Regions from separate parts of the Mus musculus genome. Here region 2 is linked to region 1. The links are chromatin loops, found by intact Hi-C in ENCODE. Cell type or tissue: heart. All regions are shown on one strand.

Region 1 (8,000 bases):
TCTGTAATGGGATCTGATGCCCTCTTCTGGTGCACCTGAAGACATGACATTGTACTCATATACTTTTTTTTTTTTTTTTTTTTTGGTTTTCGAGACAGGGTTTTTTTCTCTGTGTAGCCCTGGCTGTCCTGGAACTCACTCTGTAGACCAGGCTGGCCTCCAACTCAGAAATCTGCCTGCCTCTGCAGCACTCCCAAGTGCTGGGATTAAAGGCATGCCACCACTCCAGGCGTACTCATATACTTTAATTAAATAAAATCTTTAAAAAAAAAAGTTAAAACAAAAAAACAAAAGAACAAACTAAAAGTCAAAAGTCAGTAAGAAATTGGAACAAGGGCCGAGAGAGGGCTCGGCGGTTAAGAGTAGCTACTGCTCCTACAGAGGATCTGAAAGTTTGGTTCCTGGCACCACATCAGGCAGTTTATAACTACTGCCTGTCACCCCAGTTCCAGGGAGATTGACACCTCTGGGCTCCTTGGGCACCCACACTCGTGTACACAGACCCATAACAAAAATGGAAAAGAATTTTAAAAATAAGAAAGGAAATTAGAAGCCTGGCAGTGTTGGCCCACACCTTTGATCCCAGCACTCAGGAGGCAGAGGCAGGTAGGTGCATCTCTGTGAGTTGGAGGCCAGCCTCGTCTACAGAGTGAGTTACAGGATAGCTAAGGCAACACAGAGAGATCCTGTCTTTAAGAATAAAATGAAGTTACAAGAAGACACAGATTAAGAAACAGAGAAGTTCTGCATTTTTGCAATGGAAGCAAAGAGGGCAGGAAGAGTCCCCCCTGACCACAAAACTGAGAACCGGCAAAGCAGCAAGCTTCTCTGGGTTTCTCTTTTGTGTGTATTTGGTGGCTTGGGGGGGGGGGGGGGCTGGGCGAGGACAGATCCGTTGCTATACCAACACAGATGACTTTGAACTCCTGGTCCTCCTGCTTCTGTCTCCCAGGTACTAGGATTACAAACATGAACCACAATGCTTGGCTCCAGCAGTTATTTTTCTCTTCTTCTTCTAAAAATAATTAAATGTATTTATTATTTATGCATATGCATGGGTGTGTGTGTAGAAGTTTGCGTGCAGATGAGTGGGTGTGCTTAGGAGTGTGTATGTGGTGGTTCACAACTGTCTGTAACTCTCATTTCAGAGCATTTGACACCCTTTCCTGACCTCCACAGGCACGTGGCATGCACACAATACAATTACATGCATGCAGGCAAACATTCATACACACTAAAAGAAAAAAAATAAATTTTTAGAGAAAGAGTACAAAGTTCACATGCCTAAATAAACCGGTCCGGTTTCCTCCCCTAATAACCCATCTAAGCTCAAATGCACAGACAAGAGGCAAAAGCCTGCACGGGAGGCTGAGGGGTTTGCAGGGCTGGCATTACCCAGGGCATCTTGCAGCAGACAGATGCTCAGAATCCTAAGACTTCCTCCACGTCCCAAGTTGCCAGAGCAGTTCTAGAATGCCCTGCTTAGTCTCCCCTCTCTGAGTCGCTAACCCTCCTGGCTCTGCCACTGCTCTGCCACCCCTGCTCTGCCAGCAGCTTTTCCTGAGTGGGCCTGGGAGGAATCCCTCCAGAACACAGCAGGCTTGTGCTTCATGTCTACCCCCTTCCTTGGCAATTGTCACAATATGTTTCGAACCAAGGCTGGAGGAGGAAAAACGATGAATATTTACATGTAAATATTTTTGCCCTGTTGCACAGAAATAAAGATTGGAAGGAAGTCAGCTGAACACTAACAGGAAGAGACCAACAGAGGCATGGAATCAGATAAAGTTGGGCCGGGTTCCGGGCTGTGCCATTCCGTCCTAGCTGTGTGACCCTAGCAAGGAACCCTCCCTGGACAACTTTGTCCAGACCCCAGATTCCCACTGCATGAATTACTTAGCATTAACCAATCCATCCAGTATAGTTTACAGAATAAACTTGTATTCTCGGTACTTGGGAGGCTGAGGCAGGAGGATTGCTCGAAGTTCAGGGCCAGGTTGGGCTACATTGTCAGTTCCAGGTTTAATTTGGGTCACACAGACTATGCCTCAACATAATAAGACAATATCAGCTGGTCCAGGGTGGTGGCAAACACGTTTCACACAAACCAGCACTAGGGAGTCAGAGGATATTTGTGAGTTCGAGGCCAGCCTGGTCTAAAGAGGGAGTTCCAGGCCAACCAGGGCTACACAGAGAGACCCTATCAACCAAACCAGAACCAAATAAGCAAGCCAATGCAGGCTGGAGGAGAGCAAGTAACCAAGGAGACTTAATCTTGATGACTTTCTTGGTTCTTACCAATATTCCCTCTAAAACTGTTGACAGTGATCACGTAGTTCTGTTATATTGTTATAAGCACAGGCCCAAACTAAGAGTTCATTACTGGTGGACTAACTGAATTGTAAATGTTCATTTTCTGGAAATACCGACTCTTTAAATAACAATCCTATCTATTATGTATTGACACAAACACAGGACAGTATAGATTGAGTCAACCATAGGCATGTGACCTCTTCTTATTTATATATGTAGGATCTCTCAAGCCGGTAAACACAAAAATACTGTGTGTGAAAAAAAAAAGTAAAAGGATGAGGACTTTTAGTTCTACAAGGCAGTTCATGTCTTTAATCCTAATGCTCGGAGAAAGAGGCAGGCGAATCTGAGTTCAAGGCTAGCCTGGTCTACACAGTGAGAAATCCCGTCTCAAAACAAAACAAAACCTGAAAGTTCTCTCTCTTTTTTTTTCAAATTTTTTATTAGATATTTTCTTCATTTACATTTCAAATGCTATCCTAAAAGTCCCTATACCCCCACCCCCGGCCCTGCTCCCCTACCCACCCACTCCCACTTCTTGGCCCTGGCGTTCCCCTGTACTGGGGCATATAAAGTTTGCAAGACCAAGGGGCCTCTCTTCCCAATGGTGGCCAACTAGGCCATCTTCTGCTACATATGCAGCTAGAGACACGAGCTCTGGGGGTACTGGTTAGTTCATATTGTTGTTCTACCTATAGGGTTGCAGACCCCTTCAGCTCCTTGGGTACTTTCTCTAGCTCCTCCATTGGGGGCCCTGTGTTCCATCCTATAGATGACTGTGAGCATCCACTTCTGTATTTGCCAGGCACTGGCATAGCCTCACTTTTTTTTTTTTTAAGGCATGATTTCTCTGAGTGCTCTGTAGACCAGGCTGGCTTCAACCTCAGAGATCTGCTTGCCTCTGCCTCCCAAGTCCTGAGATTAAAGTCCTGTGTCACTATGGCCGGCTTAAATTGGTTTTTGTAAGGTTAATTTTTAAAAAGATTTATGAATTAGAATTACATTTTAAATGTTTTAACTTTCGCTGTGCCAGGGCCTCATATTAAAAGGGGGGGGGAGGAAGGGAGGGAGGGAGAGAGAGAGAGAGAGAGAGAGAGAGAGAGAGAGAGAGAGAGAGAGAGAGAGAGAGAGAGAGAACGAGCGAGCAGGCAGGGTTTATTGGTACGTCCAGTCTATGCTGAACCCCAGAAAACAGAAAGAAAATGCATCTCCCTCCTATCCCTGGTGCACTTCAGTTAACAATAGCATTCAGTGTTAAGTTGCTGAGGCTGTCCCCCAGCCCTCCCTGTAAGGGAAACTGCTGGAGTCACAAACGGACTCGGGAGAACTCACCTCTATCTGTCTAGCTTGCTTGTTTTAGGTTTTGGATGCTTGTTCGGTTTTGTTTGTTTTAGTTCTTTAACACAGGGTCTCACTTTGTATTCAAAAAGCCAGGAACTCACTATGTAGCCAGGGCTGGGCTCCAAGACCTTCCCGCCCCAGGAATGACAGGCATGAGCCACCATGCCTGGCAACCTAATCTTGTTGAAACTGAAGATGAAGCGCTCATGAGCCTCTCTGTTTGGCTGGGTTCTGAGAAGGGCATATCCTGCTGTGAGTGGCGGGAGGGTGCCGCCAAGTGACAAGCCTGGGCAATGGCTGGAATGTTAAAGCGTGGATGACACACCAAGGACCTCCGACTAACTCTATAAACCAAGGACCTAGATCTAGTCCCAGACTGGGCCCCAGGACTGTCCTGTATGTCCTCCCCCAAGCCGCGTTCCGACACATGGCACGACTGGAGCCCATTTCCGAGATACCCTAGGGCCAGCATCGAGCACCCAAACCCACCAAGCCACGTGGTGCCCTGTAAATCAGCCCCGTGCTCGCTTGGCTTCCGCGTGGCTACTGCTCCCATCACCCCGCGCGCTCCCCAGATTATGACCCCGCCCCTGAGGGGGCGTTCCAACCTGAAGCCCCGCCCACACACGTGCGTGCGCGTGCTCCCTGGGCCTCCTGGGACTGGCGATAGCCAAAGCTGGTCCCTGGGAAGCTTGGGTCTGGTGTCGGCCTCGGTGAGGGCTGTGATGGTCGGGTCAGAGCCGTACATGAGCTGGGCGGTCCTGGGAGAGGCTGTCGTGTGTCGTGGACGACGTCAGATCAGACGCTTGGAGGGGAGCCTGTGGGAGCTTCCAGTTTCGGGCCCAGAGGACCCAGTGCGGTCACTGGCTCCCACGCACGCGCGGAGCTCAGCTCTGCGTCGCCCCCGTGCGGACAGAGGAAGCAGTGCCTGCCTGGCACCCGAGGACTCCTCTGGGCTGCATGCGACCCAGGCACGCGTGGCCACCTAGGCGATCTACTCTCCAGACACCGCCCCCTTCCGTTGATGGACCGGAGGACGGTCTGATGTTGTCATGGCGACGGCTGACCAGTGATTTCCTCTAGCTACTGTGAATCTTACTCTGGACAGAGAGAGCACTGGAGTACGGTTACCCAGCCTCCTTGCTGTGTCCTCAGTCAGTAATCTAAATAGATGAGAATTGATCCCTCCCTAAAGCAGCAAGGCCTTGAACAACAAAGCAACCTTTCCTAAAAGCCTGCTTACCTAGTGAAATCAAAGATCAGTGATAATAAAAGTATTCTTATTCCCAGTTCCTGAAAGTGGGTAATATTTGGACCAGCGAGATGGATCAGTGAATAAAGCGTTTGCTGTGCAAATCTTAGGCCCTGAGTTTGATCCCCAGAGTCCATGCAGATGTAGAAGGAGAAAAATAAGACTCCAGAAAATTGTTGTCTGACCCTCATTTGCATGTAGCTGCATCTCCAATCCCGATAAAAATAAATGGAACAAAAAAATTAAGTTGATAAAATTTAATGAGGCTGATTAAGCTGGGTTCTTACAGAGTACCTTTGTATACATGGTAACTGCGTTCCTTACCAAATTAAGGAGTAGACACTCTTATGTAAGAAGGAAGTTTAGATTCAGAGAAATAACTTGTCCAAAGTTATACTGCGGATGTAGCTCAGTGGTAGAGCACTTACCCAGTGTGTGTGAAACTCTGTTTTCAGTCCTTGGTACAGCAAAGTCAAATACAATGGTAGGCTAAGTTCGTTGTAGTTGTTGTTGTTGCAGACAAGCTCCTATTTAGCCCAGGTTGGCCTTGCAGGCATAGCTGATCTTCAACTTCTGATTATTCTGTTTCTATTCCTCCACCCAAGTGTTTTGCACGGTGTGTGCCACCATGCCCAGTTTGAGTCAGTGCAAGGGATCAAACCCAGGGCTTCATGCATGCTAGATAACACTATCAACTGACCTGCATTCCAGCTTATATCCAGTTCTTTCTTTTAATAAACAATAGCATCATCCTGTTTCCTGCTACCCAGGGGACTTCCACGAATTTCCACGGGTGGAGTTTTCCAGAACTGCCACGTGCAGGATCAGGTTGTTCTTAGCAGACACACATTGCTTTCTATTGGGATTTGTGGTGGTTTGAAAGAAATAGGCTTATAGGGAGGTGTGGCCTTTGTTGGCTTTTAATCCCTATGCCAGTGTGCTGAGGGGTGAATGCTGAAGGATGTGTGGATCATTTAGAAAGAACATTCTAGGGCTAGAGAGATGGTTCAGTGGTTAAGAGCACTGACTGCTCTTCCAGAGGTCCTAAGTTCAAATCCCAGCAACCACATGGTGGCTCACAACTATCTGTAACAGGACCTGATGCCCTGTTCTGGTATGTCTGAAGACACCTATAGTGTACTCATACACATAAGATAAATAAGTAAATCTTTAAAAAGACCATTCTAAACAAGAGAGAGAATTGCACACATAAAGATGCAGGAGCCCAATGTGATAGTGTATGCCTGTAATCCCAGCTCTTACATGGCAGAGGCATGACACTCTTGGGTTTGTGGCTAGTCTAGGCTACAAAAGGAGTTAAAAGGCAGCTTTAACATGTCTCAAAAATTATCCAAATTTTATGACTTTAATTCCAGGACTCTGGAGGCAGAGAGGCAGGCAGATTTCTGTGAGCTTGAGGCCGGCCAGCCTGGTCTACAAAGTAAGTTCCAGGATAGTCAAAACTGCCTGAGAAACTCTGCCTCAAAAAATACCAAAATCAATCAATCAATCAATCAACCAATCAATCAATTCATCTAAACCTAAAAACCAAATGAAAACAAAGAAGTAAGAAACCAGGACTGTAGTCAGCAACAGAGACTTACTGTATCAATAACTACAGGAAGAGGGGAGTGCAGAAGAAGGAAAAAGGAAAACAGACATTTCAGAATTCAAGTATACTTGCGTTTCCTTTGAGCAGGAGATCCTAACATTAGTCAATTGAGTATCAGCCTAATGAAGTTTACCAGAAGTGACAGTAATTTTAAAATCATGGGTTAACCTTCTTGATACTGTTTCAGTTAGGATTTCTATTGCTGTGAAAAACATCATGACCGTGGCAACTTTTAAATATTATAAGTTATAGATACTGTATATTTATATATAATTAATAATTAGATTTATTATTGGGCTGGCTTACAGTTCCAGAGGTTTAGTTCATTATCATCAGAGTAGGAAGCATGGAAGCTTGCAGGCAGACTTGGTGCTGGAGAAGGAGCTGAGAGTTTTACATCTCGATCTGCAGGCAGCAGAGAGAGAGGATGATGCTGGGCCTGGCTGGAACATCTGAAACCTCAAAGCCTGCCCCCAGTGACATAGTTCCTCCAACAAGGCCACAAGTCTCTGTGAGCCTATGGGGTCCATCTGCCAGGGACCTTTGCTGAAGAAGGAATCAATGGAGACATTGGCGATCATCGTGGCAAAAGTTGTGATTGCTAGGGCAAAAGTAGCTAGCTTTTGGGGGTTTTTTTGTTTTGTTTTGTTTTCTTCTAACTCTTTGCTCTTCTGGGTCCAGAAACTGCTGGCTTCTGGGGATTGATACCTGCTGTTTAACAGTGGGGTGGGGCGGGTAATAAAATAAAGGAGTTAGCTTATTCAGGCTCTTGTTCTTTTATTCTAGAGATGCTCAGAGTTTTGTCAACTCTTTGAGACCCAGATAAAAAGGAAAAGAAAGTCACACGCACAGAAAGGAAATGTTTTATTTAGGCCATAAGCACAGACACATACACATTCACACACACACACACACACTCATGGGCTTAGGCCTGACCACCTGTCTTCTCAGCTCCACAAGTGTTCACACATACTTACATACATACACATAGACCTACATATATATGTATAGACAAACAGACATATACATATGTACAATTGGGTGGCTGAGGCAGAGCCCCAGATGCCAACCCCTTATTCCTTCCCTCTGACCTTTTTGTATTTTCTTAGACAAAGTTTTTTTTTTTTATAAAATTATCTCATAGACAAAACATTACACAAAAGGGGAGTTACAGAAGGATGTCTATAGTCAGTTCAAAGCAGTGCTTCGTTCTACAAGCTCATTATAAGTTCACAGCAACAGTTTCCCATGGCCTTGCTTTATCCTAGTGCTCACCTGTGGCTTCATCCTTGGACCTGGCCTAGGATGAATGGTTTTCCTTGTTCATGAATCTGTCCCAAGTCTATTTTTCCTTTTAGTGTAATTATGAAAGGTCATAGTGGTTTTTTTAATTACGTATTTTCCTCAATTGCATTTCCAATGCTATCCCAAAAGTCCCCCCCCACCCTCCCCCCCAACTCCCCTACCCACCCATTCCCATTT
Region 2 (8,000 bases), 56 kb after region 1:
CTGAGTCTGGTTCTCTAGGGCCAATCAAATGAATAAGGCCAGGTGTTCTATAATCTTAATGGGAGGTAGACAGGGCTAACCAGCTCATCTGGTCACTGAGCTAGACAATCAGCAAGCTCTAGGTTGTTTTTGAGCAACCCTAGCTCAAAAAGTAAAACGGAACAATTGAGGGAGACATACCACTTTCTGATCTTTACATGATTGGTCCCCAGCATGTATATACACAAATACTTACAAAGATATACAAATGGCTTACAAAACTACCAGATATCCAGTATCCTAGTCACTAAATTCACATCAAAGCCACAAATGCAGTTCACTAGGATATCTAGAAGAAAAATGGGCACTGGTCGAGGGAGATGCGAAGGCACGGAACCTTCAAAGGTCACTGGTGGAAACATTAAATGGGGCCACCACTTTAAGAACCTGGGCAGTCTTCAGAAAGTTGAGTCACCATGCAATGCAGAAACTCCATTCCTGGGACCATGCCCAATTGAAGTGAGCTGACACAACACTTAGACCAGCCCCAAGTGGAAACTCCAGTGTCCTGTAATTCATGAGTAGATGTAAAGGGGCATGCGTGGACACCACAGAACATCCTCAGGGGCAGCAACGCATTAATTCTGTATGAAGAATGGCCTTGAACACAATGCGACGTTTCAATAGACAACCAGACTCTGATTACATTTTAAAAATGTTCTGAATAATCTTTAGATCGATGATTTGGCTTACGGAAGGGGGAGTGGGCATTGACTGCCAGTGAGCATGTGGCTTTTCAGGGCGGAAAGGAATGATCCAAGCATTCTGGAATTAAGAGTGTCTGTCTACACAAACCTGCACACAACACACAGATCATTTGTTGGACCAAATCAGATGAGGCCAGGTCTGGAGGTCACGGGCTGTGGGGTGAAAAGCTGTACACCAACAGCCCCTCTTGTCTTGTGATTCTGTCAGTGGTTCTAATACAGTTAGTTCATGTTGTACTGACCCACGACCAAGGCATTTTCATGGCTACTTTGTAACTGTAATTTTGCTCCTGTTGTGAATCATAAATGTCTGCATTTACTGATAATCTTAGGTAACCCTGGCAACTCAGCTGAGGAAAAAACCCTGAAATCCTGCCTCTGCATATTGGTATATTTGAAGAGTCAGACAATGTCCATAAATAACAGTATTTAGATGTCCTTCCCTAAGAGCTGGGACTGAGCGGTGGTAGTGTGGCAAGCCTTTTATCCCAGCACTCTGGAAGCAGAAGCAGGCAGAGACAGTCTGAGGACAGCTGAGTCTCCTGAGGGAATTCTAGGTCAGCCATGGCTGTGCAAAGAAATGGTGTCTGGGGATAGGTGGGGCGCAGGGAGGGAGCTGAGACTGGTTACAGCAGGTCCTGAGTTGGTAAGAGTTCACTATTAAGAATTTTTGTCTACATGTCTGTGCACCACATGTGCGCCTGGTACACAGACAGTCAGAACTAGAGTTAAAAATACCAGGGGTTAGCCGGTCATGTGTGAGCTAGCAACTTCTGTAAGTCACTAAGTCACCACTGAGCCATGCATCAATGCCCCAGAAGGGTCTGTTTTTGGTGCTGAAATGGTTTTGATGTGGCCAAATTTGGTCTTGGACCTGCATAGTTTAGGATGAACTTGAACTTTGGCCTTGACTAAGCCTCCCAAGTGTAGTGGGGCTACAGTATAATAGTATAAAAGTACAGCAGGTGGCACATGGCTGTGTCTGCTTTAGTAGATCCAACAAAGCAGATGCTAAACCGGCCAATCTATGGGAATAGAGATCAAAGTTGAAGCTCAACACACTTATCCCATTATTTGGCAACAGTGACCTGCAACTGGGAAAACTACCTGCCATGACACATGGCGGCAATGTCTACTTGGTAACTGGCCCAGAGACTGCCACAGCTCATGGAAGAACTGCATGCAGTCCATGGTTAAACGATATTTACAATCTGAAGAATGGTACTGAACCCAATTATAGCTTCAAGTTTTGCTCAAGCACCAACCTGCTAACCATAACCACAGGCTCCCCTCTCTGGAACTGTCCCCAAAGTCAGAGTGAATGTCCCCAAGGTACAGGTCCAACATTCTTTTCTTAAGATTCAATATATGAGTACACTGTTCCCACCGTCTCAGACAGAAAACCCATCCCAAAGCTTTAAGAAGTTAACTGTTAGCTTGACCTTGATACAAGAACACTGCCCCAAGAAAGGCCAACAGCACTCTAGTCGGTCTAGGTGTCCGCACCAAACTTGGCCTGCCAATCAATCTCTACACGTCCTTGAAGAACCATTTCCCAAACCCACTCCCCAGTCTATTTCTGGGAAGCATATATATATACCCACCTCCACTTACCACCATGTGACCAGATCCAAGAGCAATGGATCAATACAAGAGACCTGGAAGGCAGGTTCCCCAGTGTTGGGAAAGATCAGAGGCAGCATTCCAAGCCTAACTGTAACCAGCTTTATTAAAGATTCTTTTCATAAACAATCATGGTATTTCAGGCAGGACATGGGCAGACAATCAACAATATACAAGAACTTCCAAATTCCCTTCTTGTATAGACTACCAAAATCAGAAAGCCACTATAAAACCCAATGAAGTCTTCATTCAATGCTTTGAAAAGGGGGAAGTAGCTTAGAGTGAGGGTTGACATTTCACATTAAGGATGTTGTTTTAACAACTTTTCACAAGCCGACCCTGACTTTTAGGCAGAATTATCAATCTGAAGATCCACAATCTTTTATAAAAGGAACCAGTGCTCTTTTGAGAACACTCAATGAAGTCACTGCAAAGTCCCCATCACTCAATGGACTGGGAAACCAATTTTGGGGGCCCGGTTCCAACAGGTCTCTGGTTTTTAAGGGAATTAAGTCTATGTTGATAGTACAGGGGGAAGAGGATATAAAAGTGAATTTATAGTTTCCCCAGACCACAAGGCATTGTTGTGCCTTGGTGGCCACCTAGGTCAAGACCAGGATCTCTCTCCTGGGAGCCAACAGGAGCCTTCCAAAATTATCAGGGAAAGAGGTTTTCTGTCCTCAATCCAGCTTGGGAGAGATTTTGTTACTGACACATGATCCTTCCCCCACCCAGTAATGAAGTGTTCTGTGTGCTAACAATATAGCTTAAAAAAAAAAAGTAAAACGAAATTCTGCATTTTTATAAAACTTGATAAAAAATAGTATTTCAAACTGTACAGTCACCAGAAGTACACAGTTATCAAAAATGCACACACATCACTTGGCATCTCCAGCACCTTCAGCTTTCTGTGCCTAAATGAAAAACAGATAAAGTCAGTATGTACACCAAAATTTATCTGCTCATAGTATTATATGGAATCATCTTGTTTCCGGGCTAAAATCCAGGTCTTGGGTACTTAAAAAGACCCCATGCATGCACCTGAAGAACAGACCACTTGCCAACCACCCCCCTACTAGAGAAGACCAAAGGTCACTCCCAGCTTTAAAACTCTATGGTACCAGCATGAGTGACCTATCAGGACAAGCTTTAGGTTATGGTAGACCTCTGAGGATTTCAGGCAGGAGGAAAATCACATCTAATGCAGTGTGACACAGATATAACAGGTAACAAGAAGTTTGGCTATCACTAAGTGCAGGTACACCCGACAAGAAACGAACAGCCACTCTACCTGGTCTGTTTTGGCATCTCCATTTTCTGCAGGATTATTCGCATCCTTCCCGGCGTCAGCTTTCCCCTTCTTCCCCTTGGGTACCTTCTCTCCCTTCTAAAACCAAGGAAGGATGGATACAAGAGTTTGTTAGCTTGCACATCTTATGTTACTGTGACATAACCTACAAAGTTCTACAAAGAGGGCTTGTCTATATCCCCTCTACTAAGCTAAAATAAATTACAATTTGCAGTCCTCCAGAGTTGTTCAAATTATAGGACAGCTAAAAATGCTTTTTTAAAGGTCAATTGTAGTTTTCTATAACTGCTGCCAAGGACACTAACAGGACAAGTTCTCAGGAACAAGGCTATCAATCAGAATAGCATAGGGCATCCACTAAAGGAGTCATCTCACGTTGAATTAGGCTAGGGTGGGGAAGGACAGTTCTCTGAAAATTCCTAGTCTAGAATTAGCACCGCGGTGTCTCAGGCTGGCTTACCTTCGCAGGGGCCTTTTTAGGTTTGGGCTCTGGCTTTGGAGGAGCAGGTTTCTTATTTTGGAAAAGTGGGGGAGGGAGAAGAGGAAACCATTAGTACCACAGACCCAAGAAACAACCCATCAAACCACAGCTTAGAAAACTAGTTCTCAGGATCACCTTTCTTTTACAATGTAAAAGCCATCTTTCACTTTAGTCTTAAGCATCAGAACGTGGGACAACAGCAAACACCTCTAGATGTGCAACAGCCACCATATATAATGCAACGGGATCACAGAGATCCGCCCCCAAGTGGTTCCCAGTATCAGGTAAAGATCAGGAAATAGACGCATACACTTACAGCAGACAACCTCGCAGATCTTCTCTGTGGCTATTAAAAAAGAAAGTAAGAGGAATAAGCACAGGTCTCCTCACTAGTCAGCTTCACATTAAAGAAAAGTTAATGAGACAATTCGTGGTCATTTACTACCACAGAACCTTGGTAGCTACTACGCAAGGCTTTGTGCGTTGCCCTCAATGGATAAGACTCACCTCGTCCTTCACCTTGGTTTTGTCTCCTTTAGCATCCCCTTCAGCCTACAAAATGATAAAAAGACCAAAACTTGTAACCTCGGAGGCAAATCTCAGAGAACCGGAACTTAACAGCAACCGTCAGACCCCATTCTAAAAACGCATACACCCAAGTTTTATATAAGAAGCCTTAACGGGGATAAGGCCCAACTAAAGTCCGAGACGCACGGAAGACCGGGCAGGCTGGCCGCAGAGCGCGGGAGAAGCTGGAGCCTGGCCCCACAGGCGCTCGGAGCCACCAGCGCCAGGCATTAACAGCTGCAGATTGTGCAAACAAACCTCTCCGGAGGCGGCGCCTGGCGCCGTTGCCATGGCAGCCGTCGAGGGCGGGAGCTCGGGGAAGCCGTGGGCGGGGGCGCGCGTCTCGTGCGCCCGGAACGTGGGCGGCCGGGGAGGGCGGAGCCACGCCGCGGGCCCGCCCCTCGCGGACGCAGTTTTGGCGGCAGCGCGCTCCCCCGCCCGCCCAGCCGAGCGCCGCCTTCCCGCCCTTTCGGGTTTGAATCGCCCGCTCGTTCGCTCGCTCGCCCGCGGGAGGAAGGGAGGAGGGGAGGGGGCTGCCGGTGGGGGAGGGGGCGCGGGCGGCCACAGGGAGCGGGATAAACAGCTGCCAACATGGCTCCTCCTGCTACCGCCACCGAGCCTCCAATATGGCTTCTGGCGCCCGCGGGCAGCGCGCCTCGCACGATTCGCCCCGCAGCCGGACTCGGGCTGGAACCTCGCGCCGCGCCCGACCTACCGCCGAGTCCCGAGCCCGAGGCTGGCGGTGGTCCCGGGGCGCCCGCGCGCTCGCGCCACGTACCTTTCTTTTGGGCATGGTGGCGGCAGGGGACGTCGGCGCTGAGCACGGGGATACAGCGGCGCGCGGGTTTGCTCCGTCCGGGGGTCGTCCTCGCTGCTTCCTCACACTGCTCGGGCTCCGGGGGGTTTATAAAGTTTTTATAGCGCTGGGAGCCCCGGACCGGTTAGAACCGGATTTCACCTCCCGTCGCCGCTCATTGGCCCAGTTGGGGTCACGTGGGCGGGGTTTAAACTCACCTCCTCTGGAGTGAGGAGGGGGTGCAGGGGGAGGGCGCTCGAGACGGCGGCGCGCCTTGGGGGAGGGGGCGCGCCTCGGAGTCGGAGGTAATAAATGAGGGGCGCGCGAGGCGGCAGGCTTGGGGTTCCGCTCCCGCCCAGACCTGGCTTTTGCAAACTACCAAGTTCCTTCCACCTTATGCAACCCTTCTACCCACTTCTCCAAGCCGTGCGACACTGGGCACATCTCGGCCGCTTTCCTTCCTGCTCCCGCCGGGGCCCCAGCAGAGGGGTTTGTGAGGCCTGGCCGCGCCGCCCAGCTCCAGAGGCGGCGGGAAGCGCGCCGGCCGCAGCCCCGGGGACCACGGGCTCCCGTGGGCTGAGAGCCGGGAGGCTAAGCTTGGCGCAGTCGGACGTGCATCCTTTTGAGTTGCCACCTTGGGGAGTCCCTCGGTGTGCTCACCTGGAAAGCAGTCCACGGGATGTGGAGGTGTGGGCTGGGAGGGGAGACTTTCCACACAGGGATGCCTTTCGGGTACAGCGGGGCAGGTAGGAGCTGTCCTTTCAGCACCTACTGCTGAGCCGCCTCCCCAACGTTAAACAGCCCCCCAACATCTGCCTGGTAGCTTCCTTAAATCCCCTCTGGCCCCTGTCACAGAATGGTGGAGAAAAGCCGGCGCCCCAGCCCGGGAGCACGCCCCTCCCACTCGGCTCTCTGGGTCTGGGCTGCAGCTACCCAGCTGCCCCCACTCAGCAGAGGCCATGGAACCTGGGCTTTGCAGATGCCACAGCTGGCTAAAGCCCGCCTCACACACCATCGAGCTGGCTTGCTCTCGGTTGCGTGAGGAAAAGGCGGTTGAAGGGAAGCGCCGGAAGATTAGGAAACAAGTAGATGAACAGGTGTGATGGCAGAGGGGCCCTTCCAGGCCACCCCCGCCCAAAGTCCGGCCTTCTAGAGCTAGCTGAGTGCACCCGATGGAGGGGGCCAACTGCAGCAGTAAAGCAAAACCTTCTCTCGTTTGCAGTTACCACACAAACCTTGTATCTCAAAAAGAAAATTTTAAATTCTTTTTGACATCCATAACACAACTGGCTAACATCTGCAATAGGGTGTTTGGTGCTCAGGCGGAAGGCACAAAATAGGTCCCATCTTAATTTCTGAGGCAAGGGTTGAAGCTAGTTTGTAATAGCCATGGCAGCAGAAAGCAGACATCTGCGAATTCAAATCAAGCATTTTTCAGCCTTTGCCTCTGGACAACAGTGGATCTGCCTCTCCTTTCCACGCCCACAGTGGCTCCCGAGGCAGCCATCCTCCACCCCACCCTGTGCACCTTTCCCAGAATACAGGTCCTGGGGCTGGAAGATACCAGCCCCATTAATCACCGCTACTGTACTCCAATCTTAAGAGAAAGTCAGCCAGGCCTCAACAGCCCTGCTTGCCCGGCAGATTCCGTTTGCTGCCTCCAGCCTCTCATTCCCGCCTTAATTGTAGGGCTCTGTATTATAGCCACATAATTCATGCCTCCCTAATTAAAGCTGTCAACAGCCTCATTGTAAAGCTGGAAAATGCACAGCACCTGCTCTTGGGGATCTCTGTGCCAGGGATTGCTTTTGGGGAGTGCCAGGTGTACAGGGGGCCTTGCCAAAGGGTGCACTGATTGGCTCTTGGTTTCAGTGTCAGGCCTTTTTTGATTCTGATAGGAAGAAGATGGCCAAAAAGTTCACCAGTGCCAGGCATCTGGGCACAGAAATAGGGATGGGGAAGAAGGCATAGCGCACGTTTTGGGGAGGGAGGTGCTGGGGGGAGGGCTTACAGACAGCATGAGACCAGAGTGACATTTGGTTGGTGGTTCTGGCTAGTACTCACAGCTCAGAGACACCTGAAGCAGACTAGCTCAGCAGAGACCTTTCTTCAGAGGTCATCTTCTCTCCTCAGCCCATGGGGAGGCCAGGAAAGGATGCAATCTTGCCTCTTTCCTGATGGGGAAGAGTTGGCCTCACAGGCTGAGAGGGCTAGAGTAAGTTCTGCCATGCAGAAAGCAAACTGTCTCAGGGCCTACTTAGGGAGCCAGGTCAAAGAGCTGTGAGGACCTTTTAGACTGGGAGTGGGAATCAGTTTGAGATGGCAAGGGAAGAAGACTTCAGGCCACTGGGAAATGCTTGGTTCTGTTCAGTCCTCGTATGTTAAACACAAATTGGCTTGTATTGGATTAGACTCTAGGACCTCTATGGGCCCTTCTGCCACCCTGTCTGTAGTCACGGAGGGGGTTGGGTCTCACAG

What was found. A loop is a pair of places that touch in the nucleus more often than their neighbours do. Peaks named below come from ENCODE experiments on the same cell type or tissue, not always from the same donor. Only the 100,000 strongest peaks of a DNase experiment are listed, where the experiment ranks them.
Region 2: it touches region 1 in a loop (7-fold over the local background); 12 of 42 quality-filtered maps call a loop at or near these places.

What each region holds. Positions count from the first base shown.
Region 1 is chr4:133,906,502-133,914,501 of GRCm38, forward strand. No RefSeq gene overlaps it. Among named protein-coding and RNA genes, the nearest start is that of Rps6ka1, 23 kb to the left of the region's middle. In heart, no CTCF peak of the experiment used is centred here; a DNase peak (open chromatin) is centred at 4,470; H3K4me3 peaks cover 1,705 bases; H3K27ac peaks cover 1,690 bases.
Region 2 is chr4:133,962,291-133,970,290 of GRCm38, forward strand. Hmgn2 (high mobility group nucleosomal binding domain 2) reads right to left here and starts at 5,701. Exons shown (of 6, transcript NM_016957.3): 1 at 5,505-5,701; 2 at 4,667-4,711; 3 at 4,476-4,505; 4 at 4,139-4,189; 5 at 3,661-3,756; 6 at 2,449-3,283. The coding sequence starts at 5,519. The coding sequence ends at 3,248. Dhdds (dehydrodolichyl diphosphate synthase) reads right to left here. Exons shown (of 9, transcript NM_001362959.1): 9 at 6,738-8,000. In heart, a CTCF peak has its summit at 4,969; DNase peaks (open chromatin) are centred at 5,021 and 5,711; H3K4me3 peaks cover 3,381 bases; H3K27ac peaks cover 2,323 bases.